Regions from separate parts of the Homo sapiens genome. Here region 2 is linked to region 1. Evidence: chromatin loops called from intact Hi-C (ENCODE). Cell type or tissue: PC-3. All regions are shown on one strand.

The links. A loop is a pair of places that touch in the nucleus more often than their neighbours do. Peaks named below come from ENCODE experiments on the same cell type or tissue, not always from the same donor. Only the 100,000 strongest peaks of a DNase experiment are listed, where the experiment ranks them.
Region 2: a loop joins it to region 1, with 3 times the contacts of the local background. A loop is called at or near these places in 3 of 110 quality-filtered maps.

What each region holds. Positions count from the first base shown.
Region 1 is chr12:106,769,143-106,777,142 of GRCh38, forward strand. It overlaps RIC8B (RIC8 guanine nucleotide exchange factor B), which reads left to right and starts at 5,540. Exons shown (of 10, transcript NM_001330145.2): 1 at 5,540-5,687. The coding sequence starts at 5,604. It overlaps LOC100287944 (a long non-coding RNA gene), which reads right to left and starts at 5,689. Exons shown (of 4, transcript NR_040246.1): 1 at 5,548-5,689. RefSeq lists enhancers at 4,689-5,240, 6,011-6,060 and a silencer at 5,451-5,680. In PC-3, a CTCF peak has its summit at 4,845; DNase peaks (open chromatin) are centred at 5,109 and 5,429; H3K4me3 peaks cover 2,810 bases; H3K27ac peaks cover 807 bases; H3K27me3 peaks cover 567 bases.
Region 2 is chr12:106,382,725-106,390,724 of GRCh38, forward strand. All of the region lies in intron 9 of POLR3B (RNA polymerase III subunit B), which reads left to right. Among named protein-coding and RNA genes, the nearest start is that of POLR3B, 29 kb to the left of the region's middle. In PC-3, a CTCF peak has its summit at 3,683 (motif pointing right); no DNase peak of the experiment used is centred here.

The sequences.
Region 1 (8,000 bases):
TCTGAGACTCACACAGTGAGTCAGGGCTAAAAACCAGGTTTTCCGATTCTCAGTCCGGGTTCTTTCACCACATTACAACATTGCCACCCAAAGCGCTGGGTTTTCCCAAGAGGTGTTTGGATGGGATTCCAAGTCAGCGAGATGCAAATAGGTCTGACCCACATTCCTGCTCTTGGGTAAATAAAAACTCCTAAAGGGCAGAGCCCATTTTGTGTGCTTAATCTAAGAGTCCCACTGTGGGTAGTCAATCAATATTAAACAACTAGAGGGACATCTGCCTAGGACTAACGGCATGGACTCAATTTAAGCAATCAGAATACAGTGAATATTACTGAGGAACCTCATAAAGGTGCTGAAAGGCTGAATCAAGTAAATTTTTAAGAGTTGGAAAAAAAACCTTTGAAGTCATCTAGTCCGACTCTAATTTTATGAGATAGAGATAAAATAATGTGCATAAAGATCTGAAGACAGTCAGCAACAGACTCTCCCTTCCTGTCTCCCAATTCTATTTAATTTTATGTCCTACAGCATTGTAAGGTAACGTTTTCAGGAATGCAACATGTTGTAAGTCGAAGTTGGACTGGCTGGTTACAGAGTCGTCATTGATTATGAAACATCTCTCATACTTAACTTTTCCTTTCCCACTGACCAAACTGACCTCTAAGAAATCGCCATTGCTGGCTTTCAAGTTCAACCAAGTTGGTGTCATTTCTCAACAAGAGTCTCATTAATTTTGGCCTCCTGACCTTTTCTTACAGCATTTCCCCGTTTTGGAGCCCTCTATGCTCTCTCCACCATCCCTCTTTACAGATCACCTCCTTCAAGAAGGCTACTCTGACTACTATCCTTCCCATTAATGTTTATCTTGCTTTGATTTACACAGTACTATGTTCAATTTGTTTTTTCCTATCAGTAAAAAAGATTACTTTATTGTTTGGTTGTTTCTTATATCCCCAAAGGATATAAGAAAAATTTAAAAAATTTTTATGGTATCTAAGACAATGCTGTGCTCCAGTGAGCACTACATATGTGTTAAAAGATCAAACTATGTTAAGTAACTTTGCTATCAAAGGGAGACTGCATTCTTTTTTTTTCTTTTCCGAGACAGAGTCTCGTTCTGTCACCTTGGCTGAAGAGCAATGGCACAATCTTGGCTCACTGCGACTTCTGCCTTCCAGGTTCAAGAGATTCTCCTGCCTCAGCCTCCCAAGTAGCTGGGGTTACAGGCATGCACCACCACGCCCAGCTAATTTTTGTATTTTTAGTAGAGATGGGGATTCACCATGTTGGCCAGGCTGGTCTCAAACTCCTGACTTCAAGAGATCGGCCTGCCTTGGCCTCCTGAAGTGCTCGGATTACAGGCATGAGCCACCGCACCCGGCTGAGACTGCATTCTTGGTAAAAAATGAAATAAAAATAACTTCCTTTCTGTTTTTTTTTTGAGACGGAGTTTCGCTCTTGTTGCCCAGGCTGGAGTGCAATGATACGATCTCGGCTCACTGCAACCTCCGCCTCCCAGGTTCAAGCTATTCTCCTGCCTCAGCCTCCCAAGTAGCTGGGATATAGGCATGCACCACCAAACTCAGCTAATTTTGTATTTTTTTTAGTAGAGATGGGGTTTCTCCATGTTGGTCAGGCTGGTCTTGAACTTCTGACCTCAGGTGATCCACCCGCCTTGGCCTTCTAAAGTGCTGGGATTACAGGCATGAGCCACCGTGCCCGGCCAAAAAAATAACTTTCATATTGTCAGGTTATTTCTCAAAGACTAATGAGTTACATGCACATGAGTTTGGGGGTCTATCAAAAAACCAGTTCAGTGGTAGATACTCTATCAAAATATTGATCCAGTGGTTCTCAATACTAGCTGCTTATTCAAATCAACTGAGAAGCTTTTAAAACTACCAGTATCCAGATTTCACCACAGATCAACTGAATCAGAATCTTTGGAGGTATGCCCAAGGAATGATTTGCATATATCATATTGATATTTGATTTGCACATATTGATTTTCACATCCCCACTCTTCATAATAGGTTTTTCTAAAGAATTAGCATATTTAAAGGTGGTTTTGTTTTTCCGAGAATCACAAAATTTTAGAACTGAAAAATTTAGAACTGAAATAATATCTGGATCAATCCCTTAGTTTAACAGCTAAGGACACTGTGGGACAATCCAGCTATTATTTCAGTTCTAAATTTCTAAACCTCAAGAAAGGCTGAGTGAGTGGCCTCACATAGTGAGGTGGTGGTTGCTGAGTGACAAGTCATATCTTGAATTAGTGGAATTCTCTGAACTCCAGTTCTGGAGCTGTAGCCAATAGACCAAACTGCCAAGGCTTTAAATTCTGCTTTCTTCTAAAGAAAATGTATTCAAAATATTATAACAGTTGAATTTTAAAAGCTGTTAGCACCAGGTACTCATTAAAGACCTTCAGTTTGGCACATTCCAACTAGCCCATTGTCATGGCAAGAGGAAATGCCACAGCAGGATATATCAAAGTCCAAAATAAATGACTAGTATCTATTTGCAGGCTTTTTCATTGGCCCTAACCTGAAAGTCCATAATATTTTATGTTATCAGAGCCCAGGGTGCTTCTAGCCCTTAACTATACCACTTATTAGCAAACTTCCTTGCTTATGAGCCAGCTAATCAATACTCTGAACTTCCCTTTTCTCTGTAAAAAAGAAAATAGTGCCTCTTATTGATCTTGCAATTTCAGCTATAGTAAGGATTAAATCAAATAATCTATGTGGAGATATTTTAAGAATTTAAAATCTCTATCCATAGATATATATAGGATTACTATATTACTGTTTGTAAGAGCAACGACTTGTGAAAAAATATTTGTTGCTTTGATTACCAAGGCTCTAAATATTAATTCCTTGCTATCATGCCACTCAAGCATCACCAGGAAGTGAAGTCAGAACAGGACTAGAGTCTCTAGTCCCTGAAAGTATCCCGTAACTAATATTCAAGGAGGTAAAGTGATGTAGTGACCTAGGACTCAGCTAGTCTAGGCTCCATTCCCAGAGTCTGCTATTGACCTTGGACAAGCCACTTAATTTTTCTGGAACCAGAGTCTCGTCAGTGGTCAAAAGATGACTTGAATTAGAGTCAAAGATCCCTTTGAGTTACAAAATCAGAATATGAACATTTAATTAAAATTACTAAAGTACAACTTCCCAAGTCATTAATTCATCTCGTTTTACATTTTTTAAATCTCTTTTTAGAAGTACAGAGTTGGAGACTAAAAACATAGCCTATTTCTGGCAAACAGACATTTCAAAGACATGTGTCTGAAATGTCAGAGACCTTCTAAAAGAATTCTAAAGAGAAACATCTCTACGGAAATAAGATACTTTGTGCTCGTTTAATATCGTCTCTGGGAGACCCTTGCTCCAAAAATAAATATATGGATACCCCCAAAGCACTTAATTCTGTACTGGACACAGAGCAGGCACCCAAATACTTTGTTAACAGCTCTCAGTTTTTGTCCCAGTTCTTGTTACTTAACTCATCTGACCCTGTTTTCTTATCTATAAAGTGGGAACAATACCTTCCCCAATGATCCATTGAGATTAGAAGTATTAAAAAGTTCTGTAAACTGTTAAAAACAATTGCAAGATGTTACTATTAGCTTAGAAAATTAGCTAACTATTCCATGACCTTACTAAAATGTGCTTTTTGGAGAGATGGATTAAAATCTTTCTGACTTAATTTATTACAGAGCACCTACCCCAATGCCTGACTCAAATATGCTCAATAAATGTTTGCTGCATGGAAAGTATAATATACAGAAAGACCAAAAGCTCCATAAACTCAGGTCCCATGTTCGTTCTTATTTCCGAATTCCCAGTATCTAGCAGAATATCTACCACAGCATAGAAGAAATTCAATCATTAGATAAATAAACTTTTGCCCCCTCTAGTTCCTCTTCAGCACAGCTCAAGAGGGAGAGACTGGTAGGGGAGACATCAAGGATGATTATGGGTAAAGGCTGCTTGGAATGGAAAACTTGAAATTACTTGGAGAATTCATCCACTTTCCATCAAAAAAAAGCTTGGGAGAGCAGAAAGAGCACAGGCTCTGAGTTCAAATTCAGTTTCCAAAAATCTGCAATTTTGATAAATTAACCAACTAACCTCTCCAAGACTCAGTTTCCTCATCTTAAAATGAGAATAACTCATATGGGTGCTCACTAGAATGGAAGCTCCATGAAGGCAGGGACTTTACTTTGGGCCCACTGTATCCACACTGCATTTAACAGCACCTGGGCACAGCACAGGCTCTCAAATATTTGTTGAATGAATGTGTATGAAATTGATTGAGCTAACACAGGTGAAGTATTAACAGAGTGCCTGACACGTAATTACCACCGGGGCAATGGGAATCTTTGTCATCACCACCACCGCTACTGTATCGGTATTATTACAGTTCCCGGAGGTCGTAGAGCGGCCGCTTCGGGGGGAAAGGCCTGGTTTCAAACCTCGACTTTCCCATTCTCTGGCCGTGTGACTTAGGATAAATTACTGAAACTATTCGGGTTCCTTTTTATTTCCACAAAAATTTGTGTTGGGAGAATTAGAGGATATAGGGAAATTACCTAAGAGAGTCTGGAGCCCCGGTGGCACGAGATGCATGCTAGAGATTAGTATTAAGGCAGAAAATCGCCGAGTCCTCTTTTATCCAGATAACTGCCTTCAATTATTTCCCACATTACTGTAGCTGAGTACATAACAAGAACGCAAATAAGGGTGGAAGGAATTCCCGAGACCGAAACCGCTAAATGAGAAAAGGGAATTAAACCGTGCTTGACAGTTCCCACCAAGGGATGGCAGTTTCCGCGACCGTCGGCCAGTCCAGCCAGCCCAGCCAGCCGAGACTGAAGCAGGACAGTCAGCGACATAACGAACAAAACCGAAGCAGACGCTTAGACCCTCCCTCTAACGGTCTCCCCGCCGCTGGCCTCAGGCGGCCGCCAGACTCCCGTTTCCGGCCCTCGCGGTACCACAGTTCCCAGCATGCCCTTGGCGGGAATTCTTTCCGGCTGGATGACTACCAATCCCAGCATGCCATTCGGCACGCCAGTAAATTAGATGGAAGAGCGGGATAGCCCCATTGCATGCAGGGAATTGCAGTCCATTTAGCGGCTGGTTCATAGATGGGCGGGGAAGAGCCGGGTTGCTCTAGTCCTTTGAGAATGATTCATAGAGGAGGGTCAGGAAAGAAGAACGGTTCAGTCTGTGAAAGCCCCCTTAAAAGACTGGACAGTTCTCCGAGGGAGGGAGAGGCAGGAGAGCAAGCAGGGCCTTGGGCCTGACTCCGCCTCGGTCCGCTAGCCAGGCCTCGACCGAGTCCTGGGCCTTGTCAGGGGCGGCCGTGAGGCGCCGGTTGCTGGGGGAGCGGTGACGTCGCGGGGTGAAAGTTGAGGGGCGGTGACGTCGGGCCGGCCCGGGCGGAGGCTGGCGGGTTGGAGGCAGGACGGAGGGAGGGAAAGAGGGAAGGAAGGAAGCTGGGAAGGAGCGAGCGGGGGCGCGAGGCGTTTACCTGGAGGCAGCGGCTTGGGCGCGCAGAGCGGCCGCGGCTCCCCCGCACCTGCGGCCATGGATGAGGAGCGCGCCCTCTACATCGTCCGGGCCGGCGAAGCAGGGGCTATCGAGCGGGTCCTGAGGGATTACAGCGACAAGGTAAAGAGTCCTGGCCCCGGGCGTGCGGTATCGCACCCCCGGGCCGCCCTCCGTGCTTGCACATCGCATCCTTCCCCACCCCCCTCATTCCGGGGATGCGCATTGCTCTCCCCCGAAAACGTTTCCGGCTTGGGCATGCGTGTTTGTGCCCCCAGCCTTTTCCATCCATGCATCCTGCATCCCACTACCCCCACTGTAGCGCCCACTCCTCTGATTCCTGGCCCAGCAGCTTGACCTCCGGTCCTCCTCTCAAGCGTGCAAGTCACACCCCCGGAATCCGTAGATGTGCATCTGTGCCCCGTGCCCCACTCCTGGATGCATAAATGCATGAGAGGCTTCCTCACCTGTATAGCATAAAAATACGTGCTTCCCTGCATAAACACGGCCCTTGACATGCATCAAATGTATCAGCAACGATGGCAGTTTCTATACGTTTAGCACTGTACGGTTTTCAAGGCATTGATGTCTCATCTATGGTCTCCTTTGATCCTCAGAGTGTTTATAGGGTAGATGGTATCATCCTCCCCATTTTATAGATGAGGAAACCGAGGTGCAAAGAGCTGAAATCACGCCCAAGGTCATGGACATATAATGTTGTAAGTGGGTGGAGAATGTAACTCCTAATGATACCTGTTATTTGTATCGCATTAACAGCTTTCCTATCCATTATCTTATTTAATCTTACAGCAATCCTGTGAGGTATTATCTGCATTTTGCAATTGAGACTCTAGATTGGTTAAGTAACTTGCCCAAGGTCATACTTGGAGCTGGTATTCCAGTTTAGTTCTTTCCACTTCACAACTCTGCGTAAAAGAGTATCTTGTTATAAATCCCAGTCACTTCTCAGAACCTCTTTCCAAGAACCGTTAGCTCTTCATTACTTTTCCTTCCAGGAATTTTACATGCTCACTTCAAAAGATAGCCTACCACACCTTTATCCTTTGGTTTAGAAGACTGCTTTATAGGAATGACTGGCGACTCCCTTCTGTGAAAACACACCCAACACCAAGTCACAACCTAGCTGTTAATGTTTTTCTTTCTTTTGCCCCCGTACATCGTCTCCCCTTCAGTGTTTGCTTTGTGTCCACCACTGCATCCATCCACTTTGTATTACTGACAATTGGTGTCTTATTTTTGAATCTTTTCCACCCGGGGCAGAAATGGCATACTGGTGGCTGAATTCCCGTTTAATCTTCCCAACAACCCTGGGAGGAGAGTGATGGTATTCCCCAATTCACAAATGATAAAATTTAGAATGATAATGTGGTCCCAAGTCCACACAGCCACTGAGAGATAGAGCTGAGATTTGAATTTACGTTGTCCAACTCCAAGTCCAGCGAGCGCTCTTTCTGCCGTACTGTGTTGCTTTCCTTGGGAAGATTCATAGGTTCTATCTATTCATATCTTAGCTCCTTCACTTTCTGATACACTTTATTGTTGAACATGTCTGCCTAATTTAGGAATAACTCATTCAATGCATAGTTGTACATATTGTGGAGATTATGATTTAACCCGATTTATTACTGCTTTCCAGAAAAGATATAAGGCAGCTTCAAACTGATTTTCAGAAGCAAGAAATGCAAAGAGAACTTGGCCATTTGTTGAATCAACTAATGTTTATTTAGCACTTACTATATGCCAGATACCCAGCAATAAATAGGAATTTGTTTCTGTAGGGGAGGAAGGAGGAAAAACCTTCAACTGGATATAATCACGTTCTTTAATATTTCTCCTTCCCTTTATGGCTAAACTAATTAGACTCCAGATTTGCTTCCTCCAATTTATCTCTTCTCATTGGTCTCCCTCCAGATTGGTATCTACTTACCACTCCTGGCCAGGTGCTGTCAGAGCTTAAATCCTGAACATCTCCAGCTCCCCTTTTGTATTGGGAATGTTTTTAAGGTTGTTTTGCATGGTGTGTCTTGCTTAAGGTGGTATCTGAAGTGTTTCAAAAGATTCCCAAACCCTTGTAATTTTGGGATCAAGCCTGAGAGTGCTCTGACTAGATGTGAACTGGGTCAGTTAGCTCTTTCAGAAGAAAGCGCTCCCTTCTTTTTTGGAGACAGGGTCTGTATCTGTCACCCAGGCTGGAGTGCACTGGTGCAATCACGGCTCACTGCAGCCTCCATCTCCTCCCCCCCACCGACCCTCCCAAGTAGCTGAGACTACAGGTGCGTGCAACAGCACTGGGCTAACTTTTTAAATTCATTTTTTGTAGAGATGGGGTCTCACTGTGTTGCCCAGGCTGCTCTCAAACTGCTGGGCTCAAGCAGTCCTCTCACCTTGGCCTCCCAAAGTACTGCGATTATAGGT
Region 2 (8,000 bases), 390 kb before region 1:
ACTTTGTTGTTTCATTGGTAGGGCACATGCAGAGTAGATATAGCATAATTCTTAAGGGCCTTACGATTTTCGGAATGTTAAATGAGCACTGACTTGAACTTTTTCTAGACCCTCACAAGAAAATCAGCCTGTCCTTTGAAGCTTTGAAGCCAGGCATTGACTTCTCCAGCTGTCAAAGTCCTAGATGGCATGTTCTTTCAATAGAAGGCTGTTGCATCTACATTGAAAATCGGTTGTTTAGTATAGACACCTTCATCAGTGATCTTAGCCAGATCTTCTGAAAAACTTGCTGCAGCTTCTCCATCAGCACTTGTTGCTTCACCTTGCACTTTTATGTTATGGAGATGGCTTCTTTCCATAAATCTCATGAACCAACCTCTGCTAGTTTCCAACTTTTCTTCTGCCTCTTCCTCACCTCTCTCAGCCTTCGTAGAATTGAAGAGAGTTAGGCCCTTACTCTGGATTATGCTTTGACTTAAGGGAATGTTGTTGTGGCTGGTTTGCTCTTCTATCCAGACCACTAAAACCATCTCCATATCAGCAATAAGCCTGTTTCACTTTCTTATCATGTATATGTTCACTGGAATAGCACTTGTGATTTCCTTCAAGAACTTTTCCTTTGTGTGCACAACTTGGTGCAGGAGGCCTAGCTTTTGGCCTGTCTCAGCTTTTGACACGCCTTCCTTTCTAAGCTTAATCATTTCTAGCTTTTGATTTACGGTGACAGACATGCAACCCTTTTTTTTACTTGCACACTTAAGAAGCCATTCTTGGGTTATTAATTGACCTAATTTCACTATTGTTGTGTCTCAAGGAATAAGGAGGCTCAAGGAGAAGGGAGACAGATGGGGGAATAGCTAGTTGGTGGAGCTGTCACAACACACACATTTATAGATTAAATTTTTCATCTCTTACGAGCACGGTTTGTGGCACCCCAAAACAGTTAAAATAGTAACGTCAAAGAACACTGATTGGCCGGGCGCAATAGCTCACGCCTATAATCCCAGCACTTTGGGAGGCTGAGGCAGGGATCATTTGAGGTCAGGAGTTCGAGACCAGCCTGACCAACATGGTGAAATCCCATCTGTACTAAAAATACAAAAATTAGCCGGGTGTGGTGGCGCACATCTGTAATCTCAGCTACTTGGGAGGCTGAGGCAGAAGAATCGCTTGAACCCGGGAGGTGGAGGTTGCGGTGAGCCGAGATTGCACCACTGCACTCCAGCCTAGGCAACAGAGTGAGACTCCATCTCAAAAAAAAAAAAGAGAGAGAAAAAAAAAAAGATCATTGATCACAGGTCCCCATAACAGTGAAAAAGTTTGAAATATTGCAAGAATTACCAAAGTGTGACACAGAGACATGAAGTAAGCACATGCTCTTGGAAAAATGACACCAATAGATTTGCCTGAAGCAGGGTCAATCTGGAAGCAGGGACAAACCTTAAATTTGGAAAAAACACAATATCTACAAAGCCCAATAAAGCAAAGCATGATAAAAATGATATGTACCTGTAGTTACATAGCAGCCCATTTAACCTGTTCTAAGATGTAAATACTATACACATTCAGTGAACAGTTAAATTGTCGTATTAGTTATCAAGCAAAATAAAAAAATAGTTGGCATTATGTGATACAGTTAGTTGATCCTCAGTATTTGCAAATTCCTTATTTGTGAATTCACTTACTTGCTAAAATTTATACATAACCCCAAAATCAATACTTGTGGTGCTTTTGTGGTTATTCACAGATATGCACTGACACAGAGTGGTAAAAACTTAGAATCACCCAGCGCACATATTCCCAGCTGAGATTGAACAAGGCAACACTCTGCCTTCTTGTTTCAGCCCTCATGCTGTAATCGAGTGTCTGTTTTGCAGTCTATTTAGTGCCGTATTTTTTGTATTTTTGTGCTTTGTTGATTGCAGTATAAGATGGCCCCCTAGTATAATGCTAAAGTGCTGTCGAGGTGTTCCAAAGGGCAAACAGGCTGTGATGTGCCTTCTGGAGAAAATATGTGTTAGATAAGCTTGATAAGCTTTGTTCAGGCATGAGTTATAGTGCTGTTGGCTAACTTCAAAGTTAACTAATCGATATATATTAAATGTCTTTTTTTTTTTTTTTGAGATGGCGTTTCGCTCTTTCACCCAGGCTGGAGTGGAATGGCGTGATCTCAGCTTAATGCAACTTCCCGTCCAGTTTCAAGCTATTCTCCTGCCTCAGCCTCCCAAGTAGCTGCGATTTCAGGCGCCCTCCACCACGCCCAGCTAATTTTTGTATTTTTGGTAGAGATGGGGTTTCACCATGTTGGCTAGGCTGGTCTCGAACTCTTGACCGTGTGATCCTCCCGCCTTGGCCTCCCAAAGTGCTGGGATTAGGTGTAAGCCACAGCGCCTGGCCTTAAATATCTTTTAAAAGAAACACACAGAAAATAACGTTCTGTATTGATTAGTTGAGGAAAATGTTGTGACCATAGGCTCACAGGAACCTAGCCCTATATTTTTCCTGGAGCAATGGTTCAGTATTCACTATTCAGTATTTGGTATAATTCAGCAACTTTATAGAACATAACTACCTTGGATAATGATAACCGATTGTATATAGGTATAAAATGAATCTTGATAACCAGTTTAGTTGAAATGAAGAGCTCAGATTATTTGAGGAGATACTGGATGCTTCAGATAATTTTAGAAATTTATAGTATTTATTCAGTTTCAATAGTTATGATAGTGGAAATAATTTTTGAGTCAAAATTAGAAAAAAAACAAAGGAAGAGATCCTCTGAGGCTGAACTAAGTTCGTTGAAACGGAAAAGCATTTTGGGTATAAGCCTCAGAGGAGTAAGAAAGAAGGGAATGAGTCTTTACTGTTAAAGTTGTAATCAGGTGACAGAGTATAGGAGTCAGGGAGGAAAGTAGCCCTCAAATCAGTCTGGTGATTGGGATTTAGGGAGAGAGTATTGGTAAGAGTATTCATAAGTATTGAATGGACATTGACAAGTCAGGTTCTTTAACTCAGGAAGCATCCATGTTCTAAATGCAATTGTGTGAAGAAACTTTTAGGAAATTTTAAACTGTTTATTGTAGCCTAATGTGCTTTTGAGTTCTATAAATGAGATGGAGCCATTTTCTTTTCAGGATGATGATGATGATAGTCTTAGTAGCAGTACCATGATATCAGAGGGCCCAGGAAGAATTCTTAAATATACTTTTTCTTTTCTTTCTTTACGGTTTGCATTTTTTAAGCACAAAAGTAATTTTGACTTTTCTTGTAGGGATCCCACAGTGCCCAATGCAGTGTTTTATGTACATACTGATGAATAAAGAAAATTTTATCTAACGGGGCTGGGCGCGGTGGCTCATGCCTATAATCCCATCGCTTTGGGAGGCCAAGGTGGGTGGATCACTTGAGGTCAGGAGTTTGAGACCAGCCTGGCTAACATGGTGAGAAGCCATCTCTGCTAAAAATACAAAAACTAGCCGGGCATGGTGGCTCACGCCTGCCCCAGCTACTTGGGAGGCTCAGGCAGGAGAACTGCTTGAACCCAGGAGGCAGAGGTTGCAGTGAGGCGAAATCGCACCACTGCACTCCAGCCTGGGTGACAGAGGGAGACTCCGTCTCAAAAAAAAAAAAAAAGAAAACTTTATCTAATGGTGTAGAATTACATCTCCAGCAGAGGGCAGTATGTTCCCATGCATCCAAAGGACTTTTTTTTTTAGAAAGTTTTATAGACACTTGAAGATGCATAGTACTCTTTCTTTCTACCAGAAATTATAAATTAATTATAATGCATATAATCTTCTATCACTCATGGAAAATGCATGACTAGACTCATGCATACATTAAAATCAGAAAACATTAAGTACTGTTTTTTGGCCCGGTGATGAGTTTAATAAGACAGTTTTGCTGGGCGTGGTGGCTCACACCTGTAATCCCAGCACTTTGGGAGGCCGAGGTGGGCGGATCACGAGGTCAGGAGATGGAGACCACCCTGGCTAACACGGTGAAACCCCGTCTTTACTAAAAATACAAAAAATTAGCTGGGCATGGTGGCAGGTGCCTGTAGTCCCAGCTACTCAGGAGGCTGAGGCAGGAGAATGGCGTGAACCTGGAAGCCGGAGCATGCAGTGAGCCAAGATCACACCACTGCACTGCAGCCTGGGCAACAGAGCAAGACTCTGTCTCAAAAAAAAAAAGAAAAAAGTTTCTTCTGTCAAGTTTGTTTAATGTTTATATTGTACATCTATACACGCATATGCTTACATACACACAGCTGACTTAAATCCTTTTTAGAATAGGGCTGTAAATTAACAATATGCATATTTATGTAACCAGTAGTTGTGGTTTCAGACTTCTCCCTTTCTGATTATAAAAACATTCCTTGCATTATTTAAATTTAGAAAGCCACTTAAAAGTATATCTACATTTTTGGATATATTTTTCCAGACAGTTTTCCTGTGCTTTTGTGATATACACATACATTTTTATTTTTTTCACTTAACAGTGCATTATGAATAGCTTTCCCTGTTATGAATCTGCATCATTATTTTTAGTGACTGTTGTGTAGAAGTTGCATACTTGTGGTGGAATTTACTTAACCACTTTCCTCTAGTGGGGCATTTAGGCGTCATTTTTTTCCCCAAGGCTTTACTCTTAAACACAACCCTAGGATGACTGTTATACATACCTGTTTGTGCACATTGCTGATTGTTTTGTAAGACTTTATTCCTGAGAGTGGAATTTCTTTTTTTTTAAACTTGGTGCATGTTGCCAATTATTTTCCTGAAACGTATCCACTACATTCTAATCAGTAAATATTTTAAAATTTTTAGTTTGGATAAATGAGCTAAATATTTTGGTCATAAATGGTCACTTTTATTGGTCTCCCACAATAGGTATGTTTTAATAAATTGATGGGAATTTGTTTGATAACCACTATTTAGACTTTTCCATCTGGGAGGCAGCATAGAGTATTGGATATCTTAGAATCAGACAGATTTAGGTTGAATCCCAGCATCTGCACTTATTAGTTATGTGACCTTGGGCATATTTTCCAGTCTCTTTAAGTCTTGAATAACTCATCTATTAAGGTGAGAATTTTAAGAGAGTTGCTGTGAAGAGCAAACAGGATCATGTATTTTTTGAAAAGTCCTGGAAGGGGAGTGCCCTTTTTCTTTCCTTAGTTGTCTTTATGGTCAGAAACCCGGGAAAACAAATGGGGATACCAGAAAAGACACATCATTTCTCTTTGAGTGTTGTGTGGCCCTAACACAGACCTTGACAGTCATTAGGACTTGATGGTTGTTGATTATAACCAACAATTGGCTGAAAGTGACAGGAACAGCAGGGTTTCCAGATTCCATGCTGAGTCTGAATATGATGGAGAAAGCTTTTAAGACATAGATCAGCCTTATTTATGGACTTGGATCACTACAAAGGTTCTCCTGCCCATGAATCTTCCCCACTTTACATTTTGTATTCCCAAGTATGCTGCCTGCACTTATGATGGCATCTGTAGTTTGAAAGTTTTTGTGGAAAAGAGAATCAAATTTCAAGGGTGCTGGGCAGTGTTTCCTGGAAACTAACTTATATGGAAATTTATCTTTTTTTTTTTTGAGATGGAGTCTTGCTCTGTCACCAGGCTAGAGTGCAGTGGCGCGATCTCAGCCCACTGCAACCTCCAACTCCCTGGTTCAAGCGATTCTTCTGCCTCAGCCTCCCAAGTAGCTGGGATTACAGGCATGCACCACCACGCCCAGCTAATTTTTGTATCTTTAGTAGAGACGGGGTTTCTCCATGTTGGCCAGGATGGTCTTGATCTCCTGACCTGGTGATCTGCCCACCTTAGCCTCCCAAAGTGCTGGGATTACAGGCGTGAGCCAATGTGCCTGGCTGAAATTTATCTTCTTTAAAGAGAAACAGTTACAAAGTTAGAGAGGGCTATCACAGTTCTCTTATTACCTGCTGGGACTACTGTGAGTAATAATAGATTGATTTTGGTCTACTTTAAAGAAACATTAGAGATTTCTGAATATTAGATATTTTAAGAAGTTATTTCCTTTCCTGCCTTCACACAATATATTTCAACCTGTCACCATTAGTGTGTGTATCAGTCTCTTTTGCTCATTAGTATTCTTTTTGTCTTTAAAAGTCACGCTTTGTAGATATCTAAAAAGACCTCATGCCACTTTTTATAGTGCATCTCCCCTTATTTTTGTTCAATGGTATTGCTGATTGCTAGAGTGTAGGGGACCTGCTGAAATGTATTATCTCTGCTATTTTTTCATAAGTTTATTATGTAGGATTTACTTTTGACTTATTAGAAAAAATGATTTCAGATATCTGGAGTACAAAGAGGTCCATATAAAGCCAGTTTTCAGATGTCTAAATTATGTCTTTAAAGTAAAATAGTTGAGCATTTTGCTGTCGTTTCCATAGCAATATGTCATTTATTTGTAGCTGTGACTACTGAAGGCTAAATAGTCATAAAGTCAGTTCGGTCTTTGCAGCTGGTGTGCTTTGATGATAACTTGACTGAGTTATCGCCCCTGTATTTAGTGACTTGATATAGGAAGAGTTTAGTCCTTTTAGAGCAAAGCTTTGGCAGTAATCATGCTTTTTGCACATATGGTGTCATTTACCATGTGCTTGGCATATCTTTGCTTCATAGCTTAGAAATATTTGGAAGGCCTAAGCAGTCTGTTTAGATCCCTGTTAGGACATTTGAGAATTTTATGCAGTTATGAAATCACCACTTAGATTCAGCATCAAGACAACTTGAAGTGGCAATCCATACGTCAAATGAGGAAAGACTTTTTCGTTACAGGTTGAGCATCCCTTATCTGAAATGCTTGGGACCAGCAGTGTTTAGGATTTCAGGTTTTTTTTTTTTAATTTTGGAATATTGGCATTGTCCTTATCCTTATGGTTGAGCATCTCAAATCCAGAAATCCAAAATCTGAAATGCTCTAATGAGTATTTCCTCTGAGTGTCATGTCTGTACTCAGAAGGTTTCAGATTCTGAAAGCTGGTCATGGTCGCCTGTGCCTATAGTGCCAGCTACTTTAGAGGGTAAGGTAGGAAGATTGCTTGAGCCCAAGAATTTGAGGCTATAGTATGCACTGCAGTTGCAACTGTGAATGGCCTCTGCACCCCGGTCTGGGCAACATAGTGAGACCCTGTCTCTTAAAAAAGTTGGCTGGGCGCGGTGGCTTTGGCCAGGCGTGGTGACTTACACCTGTAATCCCAGCACTTTGGGAGACTGAGGTGGGTGGATCACTTGCAGCCAGGAATTTGAGACCAGCCTGGCCAACATGGCAAAACCCCATCTGTACTAAATACAAAATATTAGCTGGGCATGGTGGCAGATGCCTGTAGTCCCAGCTACTTGGGAGGCCGAGGCAAGAGAATCACTTGAATCCGGGAGGCAGAGGTTGCACTGAGTTGAGATTGCACCACTGTACTCCAGCCTGGGCAACAGAGTAAGACTCTGTCTCTGAAAAAAAAAAAAAAGCAAAACAAAAAAACAAGCAGAAAAACTCTCTCCCCCCCCAGTTTTTTTTTAAGTTTCATATTTTGGAGCATTTTGGATTTTCAGATTAGGGAAAATTAACCTGTATTATTTAAACACCAAAGAAAGGAATTCTGTTCTAATATTTGTGACTGGCTACTTGCAGACCAAAGAGAAAGTGTAGATGATTTTACATATGTGCCATCACCATCAAAGTAAATGCAACTCAGTGTGCTTGAGCTAAGAATAATCTAGTTTTGTTTGTTTAAAAATTAGAACTGGTAATTTTTTTTAGGATTGCTATCTTTTAATCCATGAAAGGCTTAGTGTTTTAATGAAATCGTGTAATTTTTAAATAGTGGAGCTTATTTCTAGTATCCATTTGATAAATGTTTCCATATCAAATTGGAGGTTAAAAAAAAAGACTGCTAAAACTATAGAAAAAGGTCTTGCATCCTGAGAACTTGTTTGCAAAAAAAAAAAAAAGAACAAA